Linked DNA regions of Homo sapiens: regions 2, 3 and 4 are each linked to region 1. The links are chromatin contacts, found by Hi-C or POLR2A ChIA-PET in ENCODE. All regions are on one chromosome and are shown on one strand. Each heading gives the region's core, a stretch centred on a gene start or an enhancer-like site at or near the end of the contact. The rest is flanking DNA. Distances are from core to core; before and after follow the strand shown.

Region 1 (2,918 bases), core at 279-2,778:
TTACAAAATGGATAGAACGTAAGGTTTAGAAGCAGAGAAACTTGTTAAAACTTCTGCAACAGTTAAAACTGCTGCAACAGTGTGGAAAGCATGAGGGGACCATTGCCTGAAAGGGGACTGGGGCAGAGATACAAAGAACTTTTTAAAAAATGACCGGCTGGGCGCGGTGGCTCACGCCTGTAATCCCAGCACTTTGGAAGGCCGAGGCCGGTGGATCCCTTGAGCCCAGGAGTTCGAGACCAGCCAGGGCAACATGGTGAAACCCCGTCTCTACTTAAAAAAAAAAAAACAAAAAAAAACTCATAGGATTTGGGGGAAGGAGATAGTCAATCAGAAATGACTTCGAGATTACTGCCTGGAAGCTTTGAAAAACACTCACCTGGAGAGATACAGAATGTGAGAAGCATGCACGTTGAGGGGAAAGCTAATGAACTTACTTCCAGGAGCTAGTGAGGCGACGCTGATGTTTGGGTGGCCCAAGCTTCCCGCTTTCTTCCCTCCCCGAGCCCCGCAGAGTTCCATGCAGCAAGTCTTTCTCCAGCCCCTGGCCCCTCACAGGCGCCTCGACCTCCCCTCGCCCGTCCCCAGCCTCACCGGCTCTGGCCTACTTTTCTTCTCTTCGGTCCGCTGCGAAAGATGCTACGGCGAAGGCGTGAGTCAAGCGAATGGCGGGCCTAACACCCAGAATTCCACTCTTTCCCAAAATGCTGCGCGCAGGGCCCGCCTCCTTCCTTTCCCCAGTGTTGAGCGCGGTCTCGCCTCCGCTTCCTCCTCACTCCGCCTGCCGGCTGGGAAACTAGGGCACCAGTACGATAGTTCCGGCACCGGAAAAGAGGGCTGATGACTGGGCCCGGGGGCCGCCGCAACGACCCTTGGGGCCGGCAAAGAGCCAGAGAGGGTGCTCACACTTCCAAGCACCCCACACCAAGGACAGGCTGGACGGCAAGGCGGAGACGCGGGGCTTGGGCCCTCAGACCGGGGACAGCAGGAGGTTGGGCCAAGGGCCAGGACTTCCCGTCACAATTTCATTTGTTGATCCCGGCACCGCCAGGTAAGGGGGGCCCTGAGTGAGGCTAGGTATCTGGTACGGATAAAGTTAGGTATAGAGTAGAGCGGCTGCCCGCTCAGGGTTATCCCTAAAGACAGTTGGAGGAGAGTTGCTTGGGGCCTCGGGGATGCACTGGGCGGGATCAGGGCTTACACCTAGGACTGGCAAAAGAGCGGGACCCGGCAGAGGCGGGGCTTGCCGAAGGGACGAGCCTCTATTCAGGAAATGCACGAGCTTTGGGGCGGGGCTCAAAGAAAGGGGCGGGGCTTCCGGGGCCCGCGTCCTGGTGAGCTGCGCGTCTGCGCGAGGATTGGGCGAGAGGGTGGGGCCACTCAACGCTGAGGCGGCGAATGGCCGGAGCAGACTTAAATCAAGAGGCTGGGGACCTCTAAGATCAAAGTTTGGGGCGGGGCCTAAGGAGGGGGCGGGGCCTCCAGATTCGAGACCTGGAAGGGCTGGGGCGGCGCTTGGGGCGGCCCAGCCGCCGCCTCCCGTTCTCTCCTCCGCAGCGGCGGCGGTGGCGGAGAAGGAACTCGACACGCACCGACCGCCCTCCCGCCCCAGCCGAAGCGGAAGCTGTAGCCCGCTCTGGGCCGGGGCCATGGGCGCCCCGCGCCGCCCGGGTCATGAGGACGGAGGCGGAGGCAGCGGGGCCGCCGCTCGAGCCCGGTCAGTGCCTCTCTGTGGGCCCAGTCTTCACCCTAGGAACGAAAGGGACCCCTCCCTAGCGCGGGGCAGGGTCCAGTCGCGCGACCTTGGGCCGACTCCCGCCTCGCCCCCACACCCGCCTGGTTCCAGTCAGTGGGGGTTTCCTGACACTCGCAGGATTGCGACCCTTGTCAGCATGGTGGGAAGGTCCGGGTAGCAGGGGCACCACCTTCCCCAGAAGCGAAAAGTCCTGCTGGAGCCGCCTTGGGAGCTCCCATGCCTTGGGAAACCGTGGAGGACTGAGGCTGGGAAGGGCAGGAAACTGGCCGAGAGCACCGAGCAATGGAAGGGCCAGTGCCCTGGCCTCCGAGACTCGGCGTTTTGTCTTGCTCTTGTTCTTCACTTTCGTTCTCTCTGCCACGCGGTAGCCTGAGCCCCTTTGGGGCGGAGACCCGGACTGGTATTCAATGTCTTGGCCGTTAGTTTGCTTGCCCAAGACGTAGGGGAGGGGGAAGACGTGATTCCTGTCCTGCTGAAGGCGCGGGGTTGATGACAAACGGAGTTCTAGCTAGTAAACTCTGAAGTGAAGTGCCAACTGTGGAAGAGGTCAACAGCATGTGGGACCCTGACCTTCAGGTGTCACTCCCAGGGAGTGTTCCCTTTTGTGTCTGCTGTGTGGAGTTGGTGGGGGATTTACAACCCTCCTCCTCCAGTTGTCTAGCCCTGTGGTCTGAGACAAGATACTTGCCTTTCCTGAGCCTCAGAGGAGGAATGGCTTACATTCACAGGGAGTGTTCTATGAGGCAGGCGCGCGCTGCGTGCAGTTGTTTACATGCAGTGCCTCATTAATCCTCATAACGAACCAGTGAAGTAGGTGCCCACTGTGATTTGCACTTTTGCAGCTGAGCAGACTGAGTCTGAGATGGGTTAAGTATTAAAGGCTAGTGCACTGCTTGCCTTCCTTAGTGACAGCCACTAACTGAGCTCAGGCCAGGGCCTTCCAGGCAGCCCTTTGGCTCCAGGCAGCAACGTCTGGCTGTGGCTTTGTGTTTAGAAGGCTAAAGCTGTTATGGGGACAGATGCCAAGGCCTCGCCTAACCTTATCACCCCCAACATGAGCACCTCTAGGTCCGATCCGCCCTTGCCGAGGCTGGAGATGGCCCTGTGGGGCCTGCCAGGCCTCAGGATCAAGGAGTTCTAGAGCGCAGGGCAAGAGGAGGAG
Region 2 (2,918 bases), core at 133-2,632, 7.9 Mb before region 1:
AACAGGCTTACTTTCAATCTAATAATGTCTTAACCAGGAAAATGAAAGGGCGAGAAGTTCAGAATAACGGCCTCATTTTACCCAATTCCCTAAAAATAAGGTGAAAACGTAGGAAGGTTTGCTTTTGTTTTGAAGAATTCACCTAAAAATCCCCAGGGAACATCTTTTTCATTTTTCCTTAGCACACTCAAGTTTCAAATTCACTAGCTCAGTATTTGAAGAGGACCACTCTTACCTTGCCGCTTTACTCCCAAATTATTGTCCCCAAAAAGTATCTTTTAGGGAAACAAAGCAGCTTCACCTGCAGTCCCACAAACCAATAACAGAATATGATCCTTTCTCAACTTTACTGCCCCCAAACTGCAAGCTCTCAAGATCAACGTTTGCCTCAGTTTTAGCAAAAAAGCAACATTTCACCCAAGAAAATGAAATGGTCTGAAACACGCCTACACGCTGTCCTTTCTAAAACTTTTCGGCGGCGAAGTCCAAGCGCTCACCGCGGTGCTCGGCGCATGAACACAACAGAATCTAAAATTGTTGCCGCTTCACAGCAGCGATACAAGCTACCGGTGGCCTCGGATTGAGGGCAGATTTTTAACTTCTAGCAATTTCCAAACTTTTTCATTGAAATACTCCAACAGCTGAAGAAATTAACTCGGACCCCTCACAGTCCAGAAAGGTTTAACCCAAGCCAAGCTCATCATTTCCAACTTGAAATCTAACCAGTTGTGGAAATTGTGCGTTCCCTCCTCTCCCTGGTTCCGTTTACTGCAAAACCAGAAGCCATGACTCACCGAGGAGGGGACCAGAGCCCCCGGGAGGCCGGGCCATGTTCTCCAGGAGCCGGACCCCAGCCGACCACCCGCGCTTCCCGTCGCCTGCACCCTCCGGCTCCGCGACGCCCGGAAGAGCCCGGGCCTCCCGTGAAGGCCCCCCCGGCGTCCCCGCACTTGGCCTATCGCCCGGCCACGCCCGCGCCTGCAGCCCACAGATGACGCCAACCCGCCCTGCACCCACCCCAAGCACTCCCCACTCCCCGCGGGCCGCCCAGCCCCGGCCCCAGCGTACCTGTACCCCCAGGTGCACAGCAGGGACTGCCTCAGGTGCGAGCGCAAATGCCCCAGCGTCGGCTCCGTCTCGGGCACCTCCAGCGGCCAGGTCCGCTTCAGAAGCCGCACCCGCAGCCTCATGACGGCGGCAGGCGGCCCGAGGGGCCTGGACCCGGAAGCGGCGACGGGGACGGCGGCGGGGCCGAGCAGCTCCCGCCCCAAACGGCGACGACCCCGGACTGGCGACTACCGGAGCTGAGGGGTAGCTGAGGCGAAACGGGGAAAGAGCCCCGCCACAGTGGCCGCCCTGCCACTCGGTCTCTGGAATAGAGCGCCCGCCCCTCTCCTGAGGGCGCCTCCTGGAGCCGACCCCGAGAGCTGGAGGCGGGCAGGCGGCCTAAAGGAACCGGGCCTCTCGGGGTCGGCCGATCGATGACTCCGCGCGCAACGGCGCTGCCTGAGAGCGCGGGCACAGTGCGCAGGCGCCGAGATGCGGCCGCTCGCTGGCATCCCAGATTTTCCGCGGCGGTGGCTGGGACTCCCAGTACTTACTCCCTGTGTGCGTGGAACAACGGTAGCGCTGATAGGGATGCTGCAGACAGACAATACAGTCGCCACTCCCCAGGACCAAGTGTCACCCCCTTTCTTCCGTGGCCCTCAGTTCCAGCGGCATCTGCTCTGAGAAGCCTTAGGTTAATCCTTAGGTTGGCCGGGCGCGGTGGCTCACGCCTGTAATCCCAGCACTTTGGGAGGCCGAGGCGGGTGGATCGTTTGAGCCCAGGAGTTCGAGACCAGCCTGGGCAACATGGTGAAACCCCCCCCCCCATCTCTACAAAAAATACAAAAAATTAGGTGTGGTGGCGCCTGCCTGTAGTCCCAGCTAGTTGGGTGGCTGAGGCGGGAGGGTCGATTGAGCCCGGAGGTCGAGGCCTCAATGAGCTGTGATCGCACCACTGCACCTCAGCCTGGTTCCACAGAACGAGACCCTGTCTCAAAAAAAAAGTAGAACTATTTGTAGCCAGTAATCTATGTCCGACAGTTTATTAGAACTCTGTGGCTGCATAACAATCACCCCAAAGTTTAACGCAATAAACATTTGTTGTCCCACAGGTTTTAGAGGTAAAGGGATTTGGGGATGCGTGGCTGGGTGGTTCTGTCTCCAGGTCTCCCATGAGATTACAAACTGTAGGCCAGGGCAGCAGTTATTGACTAGGGCTGGAGGATCGGCCTCCAGGATGGCACAGTCATGACTGTTGGCCAGAGACCTGTTTTCACCACGTGAACCTCCCCATAGGGCTGTTTGAGTGTCCCCATGACATGGCAGCTGGCTTCCTTCAGAGCAGGTGATCCCAGAGAGACCAAGGTATAAGCCACAATGTCTTTTATGACCTAGCTCCAGAGGTCACATACGGCTTTTGTCATATTTACAAACCAACCCTATGTGTGAGAGGATCCAGCCAAAGGTATGAATGCCAACAGACAGGGATCGCTGCGGGCCATCCTGGAGGCTGGCTACCATAGAGGGTCTAACTAATGATAACTTAGATGAGAGAGAGTATCAAGTTTCGTCCTTGTGTGATAACCATAGTCCAAATCCTTAGAGTCAAATAAAGTTTCTCCCAATAGGTGGCAGCACTTGTCCACATCCTGCCCTTGATTCTGCAAATAAATATGTATTGATTGCCTACTTTGTGACAGATACCCCACATGCTGGAGACTCAAGAGACCAAAAAGACATGTTTCTGCCCATGCAAAGTTTACAGTTGAGTGAATCAGCTCTTTCAGTAGAGTGTAAAAAGTCTCTGCTTTATGATAGACATAAATACAGACCTGAGGAATGGGATTGTTAGAAATGTTTGTTTTTTGATG
Region 3 (2,918 bases), core at 284-2,783, 6.5 Mb after region 1:
GAACAAATGGGCTTGGAGCAAGGTTTCTGGCTGAGTGGAGGTATAGACTCCATAGCTGGCTAAAAGGCACCACCTAGTAAGGTTCCTCCAGACACCCAGAAGCAAAGCCTTCTGCATTCACTGAAATGAGCTCCCACCCAGTCCCCTAAAACACAGCCAGGGCTCTCCAGATCATCCTTCTTTGTGGTCAACTTTAGCTATTCTACCTACCACCTCCCTAGCGTGGCCTAACCCAAGTTTACAATGCAAAGAAATGACTCCCTCACCTGCCAGACGAGGCTGGTGGCATTAGAAAGAGCAATGCAAGCCCAAGGTTTTTTTCTCCGGATTCTTTTCTTTTTCTTCTTTTTGGTAGAGAAGAGGGCTCATTATGTTACCCAGGCTGGTCTCGAACTCCTGGGCTCAAGCAATCCTCCTGCCTCGGCCTCCCAAAGTGCTGGGATTACAGGCGTAAGCCCCAGCTCCCGGCCCTGAATTAATTCTTTAATCCAGTCCTCTAATTGGACCAGAACGCTGCTCCTGCCATGACCCCCATTCCCCATCATCAGCCAAGGTCAGGAATAAACAACCTTGGGCGGGGCGGGGAGGGCGGAGGTACCTGGGAGAGGACTTTTACCACCTGCTTACTGACAGAACTTAGCACTTAATACACATTCAGCCTTCCCATCATGTCATTGTACCTTGGAACAAGGAGCAAATAATTGGCTGTGGGATCCCCACTAAGTTTTTGTTACACGACTTCCCTTCTCTGTAGAATGGGCACACGATGAGCGACCACCCTCTCGGAGACAAACCACTGATGAAAGCGAGGTGTAAAGCTCCTTGTGGGCAATCTGGGAAGGACAGAACTCCTGAGACCTTGAGCCCCACCACAAGAGCGCCCGGAAATCGGTTCATTTCCGAGCCCAGCACGTACGTGCCCGCGGGTTCCTCTGCCACGGCGTGGTTGGCCAGACTCTGCCAGGCCCGCTCGCAGGTCTCCAGCGCCGCCCGGAAGTCCAGGTGCACCACCAGGAGGTCGGCCGCCTCCTCCAGAAGGTCCACGGCCGGCGCCCGGGCCGGGACCGCGCGCACCGGCTCGCTGCTGCGCAGGGGTCCCCCGAGCCCCCTGAGGGGGGCTGCAGAGGTCGAAGAATCGCTCTTCATAACGAGTCCGGGTCCAAGGCCCAGGTCCTCAGACGTCGGAGTGACCGCCTCCCCAGAGGCTCCGGGATATCCCGAGTTGGCCTGGGCGAAGAGGGAGAGTCCTCATCTCTTTGCCCACACCCCTTCCCGAGGTCGATTCCCCGAGAAGGAAAAGGAAGGGGCCTATCTGAGGCAAAAGCTGGGCTCGCCTGGAGGCTGGGGAAGCAGTTTACACGTCAGATTTGCAGGATTCTTGCATCCCTGGAATACCTGGCCCTAGCTTCTCCGGCCCCGCGACACGTGCAGGAACTGCCTCAGCTCCGGGCTCCTGGTTACGATCAAAGACTCACCTCGCCTCCCGGCAGCGGGCGCGGACATCTTTGCGCTCGCCCAGCCCCGCAGCCGCGCGGCGTCCCGGCGGCGCGGAGTACTCTAGGAGTTGTAGTTCCTCAGCTCTCGGCCCATCGCCTTCTGTAATGGAAGTAGGAGGCAGAGCGCGGACTACAACCCCCAGCACGCCGCGCCCCGGAAGCCGCCCCTGTGCCGTGAGAAAACAAACTGGTGCTACAGCTTCGGGGTGCGGAAGTCAAAACGAAGCAAAACCGAAGCTGTCTTGTGAAATGGAGGGGTCCTCACTAACCAGTTCCAGCGGAGGCTAACGGAAGAAGTGCCAGCAATGGATGTGCAGCTACATGCACGCTTTTAATTCAGAGCTTCTGCGACGGTGGCGATCAGGGGATCTGTAATGTAATGTAATGTCAAGGCTGACGCAGAGCTGATCAAACATTTTGGCAACCTTAGTCTTGAATTGATTCACACTTTCTCCGCGTTGCCTCCGGAGTTTGCTGTAGGGTAATGAATATTGCCTGGTGAGGATGAGGGACTTAGGGTGGAAACCTTCACAAGGACCACTGAGAATATGTTGGTCCCAAGGGCAATGTTCCAAAATGAATAGTGACCCCACCGAGGCGGGGTTGGGGGCGCTGAGCATAAGGGCCTCATTTTTCTCACTGCTCTCTGCCCCATCCTGAATTTGCTGTTAAAAAACAACGTTAAATGCAGATACCAATTCCACTTCCCCACTGTTGTCACTTCCGATCTGTCTTTATATTTCTCCTTATCATTTATCACCATCTACATACCAATGTCTATATTTTACTTATTTTTATTGTCTATTTCCTTCCACTATGATATAAACTCACAAAGGCAGACGTTTTTGTCTCTTTTGTTCACTGTGGGAACCTCAATGCCTTGAACAGTGCCTGTCATCTATAGGTAGTCAAAAAGTATTTGTGGAATAAATGAAGTCCTGGTTTCACTTTTATCTGGTTACAGGGTCCAGACTTCTCTTTCCTCGGAGTCTGGTGGACTTGGTTCTGCCTCAGCTTCCCATGCAGACTTTTCTGCAAGAGAACGGAAATCCCAGAAGATGGATGTGTGCATGTCTGGTGACAAGGGCAGGGGATGTATGATGTGAGCAGGTGCCTGTTTAATCTAATTTCTAGGAGAGCAAAGATTCTAGGGAAGCTTTGGAGTGAATTCAAAGGGTAGAGAACTGGGGAGAAACTAAAGCCAAGAGGATCTAGTACAAATGTGGGAAGCTTGGCAAAGCCCGGGTGAAACAGAATATAATAATAAGTGTGATTTGTGGATCTGTTTAAAATTATTATTATAGTTACAATTTACCAAATACTCTGTTCCCAGTACTTTACTATAAAGTGCATTATGTACGGTATGGTTTTGTTTTTCACAATGTCCTTATTTTACATTGTGTAACTTGCTCATGGAATGAC
Region 4 (2,918 bases), core at 314-2,813, 5.9 Mb before region 1:
GGGGCCAGCGGGTGGCAGTGCCCAGGACATAGAGAGAGGCAGCACACACGCGGTTGATGGTGAAGCCCGGAATGGCCACAGAGGCTAGAGCCTGCCATACAAAGGTGTCCACCACAGCCACAGTCACCCTGGCGCTGCGGCCTGCTTCAGGGCTGGGCACCTGGTGGGCGCAGAGACACTTAATCCAGCTGGGGCAGAGGCAGAAAATCCTGCGACAAGGGGCACGAGGCTAGACCGGGAGGGGCAAGTGGCCAGTGGACTTGTCCGCACCCAGGAGTGGGGTACAGTCTGCCACATCCAGTTCGGGGAGTGGGAGTGTGGGGGCAGGGGTACACTGTCCTACAAACAGGACTGTCTATGGACTGCACTAGGCAAGGTTGTAGGGACTGGAGTGTCCCACAGGGACTTTATCACATGCAAGGCTGTGGACTGAACCACACAAGAAGAGAGCTAGGGTTGGGGGTTGGAAAATAGGCTAACACTCACCTCTCCAGCCTTCTTGCCTTTGTCAATGGCATCCGCCAGCACGTAGGAGCTGGCCACGCCATAGCTCAGCCACACCACCGCCGCTGGCACAAGAGAGCGGAAAGCCTCGCCCACCTCATTGGCATAGCCTGGGGGAGGGAACATTTAATTCCTAGGCTCGCAACTGTTCCACGAGGGGGCGTTGGAGCAGGCTGGTTCTCATCCTAGCCAGCTAAGCAGTCCCTGGGTGACCTTAGGCAAGTGACTTGACCTCTCTGAGCCTCCCTTTCCGAGATGTAAACTGGTGCCATGATGCCCACCTCGGACTCGGGCCACTGAGGGCGGACTGAGCACTGAGTCACTGTTACCATTGCTTATTGGTTAGATTTCCTGGTCTTGGTCCCAGGAGTAACTGCACTAATGAGGTGACAGGCACCCAGAGGGGCAGAGTGATCGAGGGCAGCGCCACTGACCAGACGCTCGCCAAGTGCCAGGGCTTTCTGCGCTTTATCCCATTCCACCCTCGCAACCACCACCCAATGAGAGAGGCCCTCGTGTGTATCTCGTTTGTTTTTTGTTTTGTTTTTGTTTTTTTGCCGAGGAGGAAACTGAGGTTCAGACAGAGCCAGTGCGTGTCAGGACCGAAATGGGAGTGGAGATCCCGACTCCACAGCCAGCCAGAGCGCATGCCAGAGCGGGCAGCCCGCTCACCCCATGGGAGCTTCCGCCCTGGGCGACCCACCAGGGTAGTGTGACCTTGGGCAAGTCCCTAGCCCTGTCTGAGCCCAGTCTCCGGCCCAAAAGCAGAATGAGAACTAAGATCATCCCGCCTCCTCCAGGCCCCGGGCGGGCGTCCGGCGACCCCTGCTTCTCCAGCCCAGTGGTGGTGGGGTCGCCGCGCCCGTCGCCCCGCGCTCACCCAGGTATCGCACCCACGTGTCCCGGTAGAGATCGCGCTCTGCGCCCCGCGGCTGCGGCTCTGACATGACTCTCCCGCCACGGCCCCGGCCACTACAGCCGGTACTGGCTCCACTGCAGTCTCCGCCGCCGGCACTTGGGTCTGCCCGGCCGGGACCCGCCGAAAGTCCCGCGCCGAAGGACAGGTCAGGAAATCTCCGCCAGCAGGGAGCGTCTGCAAATTCCCCCCGCGCACCGAAGCCCCTCTCCCAGGCTCGGGTTTTACAGACTGGTTTTCGTCACGTTTTCTCTGAGCTGTTGGCGCTAATCGCTCCCAGGACTGAGTGTAGGTTTTGGAGCCAAAGAGACAGGGGATCAAGTTGGGGGATGCTACACTGCAAAGCTTGTGACCTCGGGCTTATCCAGCATCTCTTTATTCATTTGTAAAAACGAGGGAGGGACACAGGCTGGGCCCGTTGGCTCACGCCTGTGATCCCAGCACTTTGGGAGGCCGGAGGCGGGAAGATCTCTTGAGCCCAAGGGTTCGAGAACAGCCTGGACAACATAGCGAGACCTCGTCTCTACTAAAAAAAAAAAAAAAAAATTAATGTAATAAATAAAATGGGGAACACAATAGTGTCCACTCCCTAGGATGGTTCCGAGGATTAATTATAACAGTCACCATTTATTGAGTTTATTGCCAGTCTACATGTTCGCTAAAGGACTCTCCATGTCTTACACCTGAAACCCTCCCACCAGCCTGGGAGCCCGTTTTACAGGTGAGAAAATGGAGGCACAGAGAAGGTGGGTCATTTTCCCAGAACACACAGCTGCTAAGTGGTGAAGTTGTGATTTGAATCCAAACAGTGTGGATCCAGATCCCGTGCTCTTAATGCGAGCTCTAAATGAGGCTAGAGGAGTGAACGGTGAGCCCCTGGGAGGTAGGTGCCTGGACTCTGGAGTCCCTTCTCAGCAGTCGCCATGTATAACTAGGAAGCACTCGCATTTAACTGGATCAGTATGTCCCCAGACTGAGCTTCTTGGGGACAGGATGTTGGATGAATTAATTAACGAATGAATGAATCGGGCAAGGGAGACAGAGTTGGGGTTAGTGATTACAACAGGAGGAAGCCTTCCCCCGCTGGACCTCAGTTCACCCAGGTGAGCAATGTGTGCACTTCACTAAGTCTCTGTGACTCCTTGGCGGGTATAATTGAGCGGCGTTGGAGACAATCCTGGGTTCAAATCCTAGCTGTGCCGCCTACTGGCTGTTAGCCTCCCTGAGCCCCAGTTCCCACGTCTGCAAAAAAAATGAGAGTAGCCAACATTGACGAGCACTTACTTATACCAAGCTCTTAAGCGCTTTGCACGGCTTATTTCCTTTAATCTTTGCAACAACCCAAAGTGTAATAGTAAGCACAGGGTTTTTGCGTGATACCCGGTAGGCCTTATTAAGAATTAGCTCTTATTTTCATCAAAGGTAGAGAAAATGAGTAACTATTGAGGCCCCCGCTGGCTCCCTACGGAGGCCCCCGCTTTCAGCCCTAGGCGCCTCT

Evidence for each region. Hi-C counts contacts between places; a loop is a spot of excess contacts on that map. ChIA-PET counts read pairs that join two places held with the same protein, here RNA polymerase II (POLR2A). Pooled maps may share reads with other maps.
Region 2: a map of B cell shows a loop between it and region 1 (20-fold over the local background). The contact joins the promoter of FBXO7 here to the promoter of GUCD1 in region 1. A Hi-C loop is called at or near these places in 1 of 168 maps with a recorded cell type or tissue (B cell) and 4 of 50 pooled maps. POLR2A ChIA-PET finds 5 or more read pairs at or near these places in 1 of 52 experiments (BJ).
Region 3: a loop to region 1 is called in a map of CD8-positive, alpha-beta T cell, with 32 times the contacts of the local background. The contact joins the promoter of PEX26 here to the promoter of GUCD1 in region 1. A Hi-C loop is called at or near these places in 2 of 168 maps with a recorded cell type or tissue (CD8-positive, alpha-beta T cell and naive thymus-derived CD4-positive, alpha-beta T cell) and 5 of 50 pooled maps.
Region 4: a map of B cell shows a loop between it and region 1 (18-fold over the local background). The contact joins the promoter of MTFP1 here to the promoter of GUCD1 in region 1. A Hi-C loop is called at or near these places in 2 of 168 maps with a recorded cell type or tissue (B cell and naive thymus-derived CD4-positive, alpha-beta T cell) and 6 of 50 pooled maps.

What each region holds. Positions count from the first base shown.
Region 1 is chr22:24,553,748-24,556,665 of GRCh38, reverse strand. It overlaps GUCD1 (guanylyl cyclase domain containing 1), which reads left to right and starts at 1,528. Exons shown (of 6, transcript NM_001284254.2): 1 at 1,528-1,717. The coding sequence starts at 1,675. It overlaps SNRPD3 (small nuclear ribonucleoprotein D3 polypeptide), which reads right to left and starts at 667. Exons shown (of 4, transcript NM_004175.5): 1 at 595-667. RefSeq lists an enhancer at 860-959 and a silencer at 1,420-1,779.
Region 2 is chr22:32,473,275-32,476,192 of GRCh38, reverse strand. It overlaps FBXO7 (F-box protein 7), which reads right to left and starts at 1,382. Exons shown (of 9, transcript NM_012179.4): 1 at 1,069-1,382. The coding sequence starts at 1,190. RefSeq lists enhancers at 866-1,035, 621-1,121, 1,290-1,459, 1,122-1,622, 2,348-2,407 and silencers at 792-1,101, 1,112-1,301.
Region 3 is chr22:18,076,605-18,079,522 of GRCh38, reverse strand. It overlaps PEX26 (peroxisomal biogenesis factor 26), which reads right to left and starts at 1,533. Exons shown (of 5, transcript NM_001127649.3): 1 at 917-1,533. The coding sequence starts at 1,146. It overlaps LOC105372853 (a long non-coding RNA gene), which reads right to left. Exons shown (of 6, transcript XR_001755424.2): 6 at 1,627-1,865. RefSeq lists enhancers at 710-759, 1,240-1,469, 1,800-1,859 and a silencer at 1,120-1,169.
Region 4 is chr22:30,424,413-30,427,330 of GRCh38, reverse strand. It overlaps MTFP1 (mitochondrial fission process 1), which reads right to left and starts at 1,563. Exons shown (of 4, transcript NM_016498.5): 1 at 1,385-1,563; 2 at 487-614; 3 at 1-160. The coding sequence starts at 1,451. It overlaps SEC14L2 (SEC14 like lipid binding 2), which reads right to left. Exons shown (of 12, transcript NM_012429.5): 12 at 2,028-2,918. RefSeq lists enhancers at 184-744, 745-1,303.